Regions from separate parts of the Homo sapiens genome. Here region 1 is linked to region 2. Evidence: chromatin contacts called from ENCODE Hi-C or POLR2A ChIA-PET data. All regions are on one chromosome and are shown on one strand. Each heading gives the region's core, a stretch centred on a gene start or an enhancer-like site at or near the end of the contact. The rest is flanking DNA. Distances are from core to core; before and after follow the strand shown.

Region 1 (3,122 bases), core at 250-2,749, 190 kb after region 2:
TACCCCCAAACTTAACTACTAATAGCCTACTATTGATCAGAATCTTAACTGATAACATAGACAATTAACACATATTTTGTATGTTATATATATTATATACAGTACTGTTACAATAAAATGAGTTAGAGGAAAGAAAATGTTATTAAGCAAATAACAAGGAAGAGAAAACATTTACTATTTATTACATGGAAGTGGATCATCATAAAGATCTTCATACTCGTCGTCTTGCAGTGAGTAGGCTGAGGAGGAGGAGGAGGAAGAGGAGAGTTGGTCTTGCTGTCTCAGGGGTGGCAGAGGCAGAAGAAAATCTGCATGTAAGTGGACCTGAGAGGTTCCAACACATGTTGTTCAAGGGTCAACTCTATAATCCATAAAACCAACTAAAAAATTAATACACCAATAGAAAAAAATAGGAATAGGTAACTCTTGAACAAAATTTTAAACCAGTATCTGAAAAATCTACATTATTTGTAATAAAAATAATTAAATACCATCTTCATTTATTCCATTGGAAAAGGTGAAAATTAGCAAGAATGCAAGGTCAGTTGTTCTCTTACACACTGCTAAGGGGAGTATAAAGTGGCACAACTTGCCCTGTCATATTATTCCCATTTTATAATTGAAAGTCCTGGAGTTTACAGGGTAACTCGCCTAAGGTTCCTTTGCTTGTAAAGGTAAAAGTGATTTGAATCCAATCTATCCAACTTTAAAGGGTACTAATGCAAGCCAAAAACATTAAAAATATTTCTACATTCTGACCCCAAAATAGCATTTCTAAGAATGTGCCTAAAGACATTAACAGAAATGAACACAAAGATGTGTGCCATAGCAATGGTCCGAATAGCAAATAAATTGGACAGATAAAATTTCCAGCAATAGGAATTGGCCAATGAATTACAGTAATTTATATTTAAAATAAAATACTATGTAGTAATCAAAAATTGTATCTAGACAAATAACTATGTAGAGAGAAACAGTCATGGATATGGTTAACTGCAAATAAATTTAAAATAGTATGATTCAGATTTGTGGAAAGAATAAAATAAAAGTAGAATGAAATGCTTGGTTACACAAAGGCTGGGAAAGCATATACTAGAAGGCAGAAGTGGCAATCTCTGTTTGGAGGAATTAATGTTTTTTGTTTGTAATCTGCCACTCTTAAATTTTTCTCAATGAAAGAATTTTATCTTAATATCAGAAAAGTTAGAGTTTTATAGAGAAAAGGTAAAAAGTGATATTTACGGATTATTGCTGGAGAGGCTTTTGGTCCATCTCTTCCAGAAGAGAAGATCAAAGGAGAGAGCACCCCTCCTCCCCAGGCAAATCCGATCAGTGGATGTGGTTCTGGTTCCTTTGTTTTATCTGAAAAATGGAAGATATCACCTACAAATCTGGAATCTTGGTTTCTCTTGAAAAATCAAAAGTTCTGGTGATACTGGGTTCATATTTCTGAATGGCAGCAACTGAGCAGTGGCTGCCCCATTGAAAGACAGCAAGACTGGGAGCCTCACAGTACACAGGAAGCATAAGGTAAGTTTGAAACAGGGTGGATCTCAGACAGCTAACGTTTGCACCTCTCAAAGGAAGAAGATTCTGACAAGTGTGACAAATACCCATGTATGTACATACATGTTTACCATAATATATCTTTGGAACATTTAATTCTTCCTTAGTTACCTTTTTTAAGCTCCTAGAAGAAATAACACTAACTAGAAAAAAAATTTCCTATATCAATCTTAAGGCAGATATAATAATAATGTATTAGAATTTAGACATTGAATTCAAAGTCAAGGACTCAAAGCTTTGCATCTCAGAAGGTTCTAGTGTCTTGAGGCTTCATTTTCTTTGTAGCTACATCATTGAACTAAAATGCACAAACCTTTATTTAGCAGACATTGGCTGAATGTAATTCTCGTTACATAGCTCAGTGTGTACGTGATAGTGCAGGTGATAGCTGAACATTTTATAGCTCTGAGTAGTGGCAAGAACTTACATTATTAAAATATTACAACTATTTTTTTGGAGTTACTCATTTGTTAGAACACATGAAAGGTGACTTCTGTATCCACCTATATTGCTCAGCTGGTAGAGTCAAGCTGGGCTCTCTTGATCTGTTAACACTAAGTGCTGGTCTGACTTTGTAGGCCTCTTCAGGAAGAAGGGGATGCAAGGTAGTGGATCTTCTTAATGCAGTGTGACTCAAAGTGAAACTTGGAAACACCCTTGCAGGGCGTGCGATGGGTGTGACTCGCTTCTTCAGTACCCTGCAGCTCAAACCCCTAGAGGGAGCATGCAGACGGGCAGGTCATGGGGAGCATGGGCTCCTACCCCATGGCAGCACCTAGGGTTGAGTGTTTACAGCTCCAGAAGCCCCAGTGGGAGTGTGTTACAGTGCAGTCTTTCAGCTTAGCCATCCGCAGGTGGCTTGTGTTAATCAGCTCAATTAGATCCTCTGCCTTATCGCAAGGACAGAGGGCTTTCTGTATCCCAAGGTTCTTGCCTTAATGTACCAGAAAAATTGAATCACATGTAGGCTTGGAGAATGGGTGCACAGTTTTATTGACTGGTGGAAGTAGCTCTCAGCAGATGGATGGGATCCACAAGGGGAATGGAATGGGAAGGCGGTCTTCCCCTGGAGTCAGGCCGCTCAGTGGCCTGACTCTCCTCCAACCACCCCCAGGCAAATTCTACGTGGTCCACATCATACTGCTGTTGATGTCCTGCCAGTCTGTCAGTGTATTCTGCCAGTGTGTTCCTCTTGATGTCCAGCCGCTTGTGTCTGTGCCCGCTAGGGTCTCAGGGTTTTTATAGGCAGAGGATGGGGGTGTGGCGGGCCAGAGTGCTTTTGGAAAATGCAACATTTGGGCGTGAAAACAGGAGTGCCTGTTCTCACTTACGTCCATGGGTACAGGCCTGAGGGTGGAGCCCTAGCCAGGGACCCCATTCTTCTCTACCCAGCACTTCCCTGCCCGCCTCCCGTATCAAAAGCAAAGCACAGATGGGAGGTGTGGAGACACAAAAAGGCATAGGACCCTGTGTTTCTCATGAGTGACAAATGCTCATGCTTCTGCCAGCCCTAGGTTCATGTGAGGACGGGCCAGAATGTTCAAACTTTTGTTTAT
Region 2 (3,273 bases), core at 714-3,213:
CCACCCTGGGCAACATAGTGAGACCCCCATCTCTACAAAAAATTTAAAACATTAGCCAGCTGTGGTGGTGTGCACCTGTAGTGCTGGCTCCTTGGCAGGCTAAGGTGGTAGGACCGCTTGAGCCCAGGAGGTTGAGGCTGCCGTGATCCATGATTGCACCACTGCACTCCAGCATGGGCAACAGAGCAAGACCCTGTCTCAAAAACATGCAAAAAATGAGAGACTGATTTGTCGGAAGTCATGGAGTGGGTAATTGTCAAACCTTGGAAAGTGATACGAAGAGGAGGAAAAGAAGGAAGTAGTTGAGGGAAGGGTAAGGGATGGAAAGAGGAACTGTAAGAGTAGGGCAAATCTTGAGGATAATCAAGGAAGCATTTGGTTTGCGCCTATGAAAGGATGACGGGAGCTGGGTGAGTCGGGTGGGGAGGCTCAAAGCAGTTTTATATGCCACATTCATAAGGTGATTAGCAGTGGGGAGACTCCTTGGAGATGATGTTACTGAAAAATGACGTTTAGGAGTTTTGAGTATGTCATTCTGCACCAAGTTTGACAGTTAACGGTTAGTGAGTGAAGATGATTTCTGTAAAGTAAACAAAAAATCATCCTGAGTTGATGGTGTCATATAGTAGGCATCATAGCAACAAGCTGTTGGATTCTACAGTGGAGGTTGGCTTTTCTCATTGCTGTCTTCATCTTCTGCATAGTTGTCATTTTTGTTTGGTTCATAGTAATGATTTTAGGGTTAGTATTCCTGACACACTGTTTACAAAAGATACACTGCCCTTTTAACCAAAAACTGGCAAGTTTAGTTCCTTGACACCAGGCGCTGATCTCAGGCCTGTTATCTGAATGACAGAATTTGAATCTGATTCTCAGATGCTGCTTTTAAGGTCATGTCTACCCTCATTTTATAACTATTCTTAACTCATAACCGTAGTATTTCTATACCTTATTTTTGAAAAATGTACTTGTTAACTATGAAGCTATAAAATGCAGCTCTTAAGAAAAAGCAACTGTAAAATTATTAAAACTATTTAACTGGTCTTGATGAATGTTAACTAGCCATTCTTTTAAAGACAATATTTGGAGAACAGTGGTTTGACCAGGAATGGTTGGGCTACAGTCAGTACCCTTTCTCAGTAATCCAAATTTCTTCCCTTATTTGCAGGTGCAGACTTTTGGGTTATAGCAGGGCCCACTCTTTTGCTTTGTGCTGTGCGCCTCCTAGGTTATGCTGCTTATATCTCAGAGGACTGGTATCTTCCCTTCATCTCAGCCCCAGGCAGCCTCTTTATTTTGAATATGCTGCAGGAACCCAGCTCGTAGGAGTCCCTGCTCCTCACTCTGAGCCTCTGTTTTATCCACTCCTGGCAGATAGGAGCAAAGAAGTTGTAGGAAGGAAAGATTATGAAGGACACACAAACTGTTTATCTCTAGTCAAAATGAGATACAGTAGATTCTTGACATTTGTGAGGTCAATGTCCGCAGCCAGTCACGATTCTCAACTTGAAAAAAAATCATTTTAGCACATAATTCCTTCCGTAAAATTGCTAAAGTAGAATTGGAAAATTTAAATGATCTCTCTAGACCCCTATCTACTTATCTCACTTGATGACTGATTTTTTTACTGTCTGGAGTACTTATTGAAACAAATTCACACATCTTTTCTACTTATTTCCTTTTGGAGCATTTGGTAGTTTTGTTCGCACAATGTGTCTGAGTCATCATTGCATTTGACATTTCAGTCTTTAATTTATCTGAAACTTCTGTTTTGTGGCTAGCCTATCGCTTTCATAAACATCCCCATATTCCCTTCATTCTGTCATCAACACTAGACTCAACTAGCAGTTAATTTTGTTTCATTTCTTAAAAAGAAACAGTTTTTATCACTTTATTTACAGTCTTCATAGCACTGAGACTAAGCGCTATGACTAAGAGCATGCCTGGGCCTCGGCCAGGCTGGACAACTTGCCCTTGCCCCAGCTTTATGGCATGTGTGATTCAGAATCATGTCTCTGCAAAATGACAAATTACTAAATGTCACAGCAACTTCAGGTGTCACTCAGGAATGGTAGGAACCATAAATACGTAGTCTGCGAATGCATACCTGAGTTGTGGAGGAGTGAACCGTACACCTCCTCCTCTCATCCATCTGTTGAGCTGATGAATGTGCATGTATAGTTAACGAGTACTAGTTAAGTTACCAGAGAGCTTTGTGGAAATGGATTTTCCTTCGTGACGTCTATGCTGTAGCTTCAGTTGTTGGCATTAATAACAAATATTTTCATGGGAAGACATGCCTTTTGTAATATACACTTTTAAATAAACATGAAACCGGATTTAAAAACTCATTTTTATTCATTAAAAAAATTATTTAAACATTCAACAGATACAAAAAAGTATACAGAAAGAAGGCTCACCACCATCAATATATGAGTGGTCTGCTTCCTCATAGGGGTTTTTGAATATAAGATATTAACTAGTTTAATCACCACCTGATGTAAGTGGTACATGGTAGACTGGGGCTGCCAGGGATTTATTTACATGAGAGAGTGAGGAGGTTCATCCAGCAGATAGAATATCTCAAGGGAGAGTCAGGTTTCACAACTTTGGTTTGGAGATGAGGAGTGGTGTAGGAGAGAGATAGGAGGTAATTCTGAGGAAAGTGTCGTATGTCATTTAGTCTGTTCTCCAGCCCTTTTGTTGGAGGCTGAGGGAAAGAACATTGTAATAAAAGCAAATTGTTTCACAAAGCAGGGACTTTCAGAGTGCAATACTTTTGCACTAGTGCCAGCAGTAATGGTCTCGGTCTTCAGTAGTCATCAGCTCCTTGACATCCACAGTGGGCAGTGGTAGCAGCATGCTGGGCATCAATGCCTTTGGTTGCAGCCATGGTCAGCCATGACATTACGTATTAGTGGGAATCAGAAGCATTTGGTGGACATCTGAACCCCAAACTTACCTCTTATGACATTAGTAGTGGCTGGAGACCAATAGAAGTTAGAGGAGATGAGGAGGAAAAAGCCGAATCTTGTCTGGTAGCACAGAGGACCCACCAGGGTGTACTTTCAGGATACTTCCTTAGGAAATCTCAGCACCATTTAACAAAAAAAAATTGTGATGGGGTTTTCTGCAGAAGGAGAAATACTGTTTGTGACTTGCATTGTGACTCTCTTACCTACCTGTTTTGTGTGTGTGTGTGTGTGTGTGTGTGTGTGTGTGTGGCCTGTGGAATACAGGTGGATTGTGGTGTAGCAGCAGGTGATACCTACA

What was found. Hi-C counts contacts between places; a loop is a spot of excess contacts on that map. ChIA-PET counts read pairs that join two places held with the same protein, here RNA polymerase II (POLR2A). Pooled maps may share reads with other maps.
Region 1: a loop to region 2 is called in a map of naive thymus-derived CD4-positive, alpha-beta T cell, with 2.5 times the contacts of the local background. The contact joins the promoter of SAMD3 here to the enhancer-like site in region 2. A Hi-C loop is called at or near these places in 2 of 168 maps with a recorded cell type or tissue (both naive thymus-derived CD4-positive, alpha-beta T cell), 1 of 37 single-sample maps with no recorded cell type and 11 of 50 pooled maps. POLR2A ChIA-PET finds 5 or more read pairs at or near these places in 5 of 52 experiments (CD4-positive, alpha-beta T cell, H1, T-cell and 2 more).

The regions. Positions count from the first base shown.
Region 1 is chr6:130,221,452-130,224,573 of GRCh38, forward strand. SAMD3 (sterile alpha motif domain containing 3) reads right to left here and starts at 1,500. Exons shown (of 12, transcript NM_001017373.4): 1 at 1,243-1,500. RefSeq lists an enhancer at 2,107-2,216.
Region 2 is chr6:130,032,793-130,036,065 of GRCh38, forward strand. The region is part of intron 2 of L3MBTL3 (L3MBTL histone methyl-lysine binding protein 3); the gene reads left to right. Among named protein-coding and RNA genes, the nearest start is that of L3MBTL3, 16 kb to the left of the region's middle. Within about 2 kb of position 1,964, at least 2 of the 41 ENCODE cell types and tissues checked have a DNase peak (open chromatin) inside an H3K27ac peak, as active enhancers do.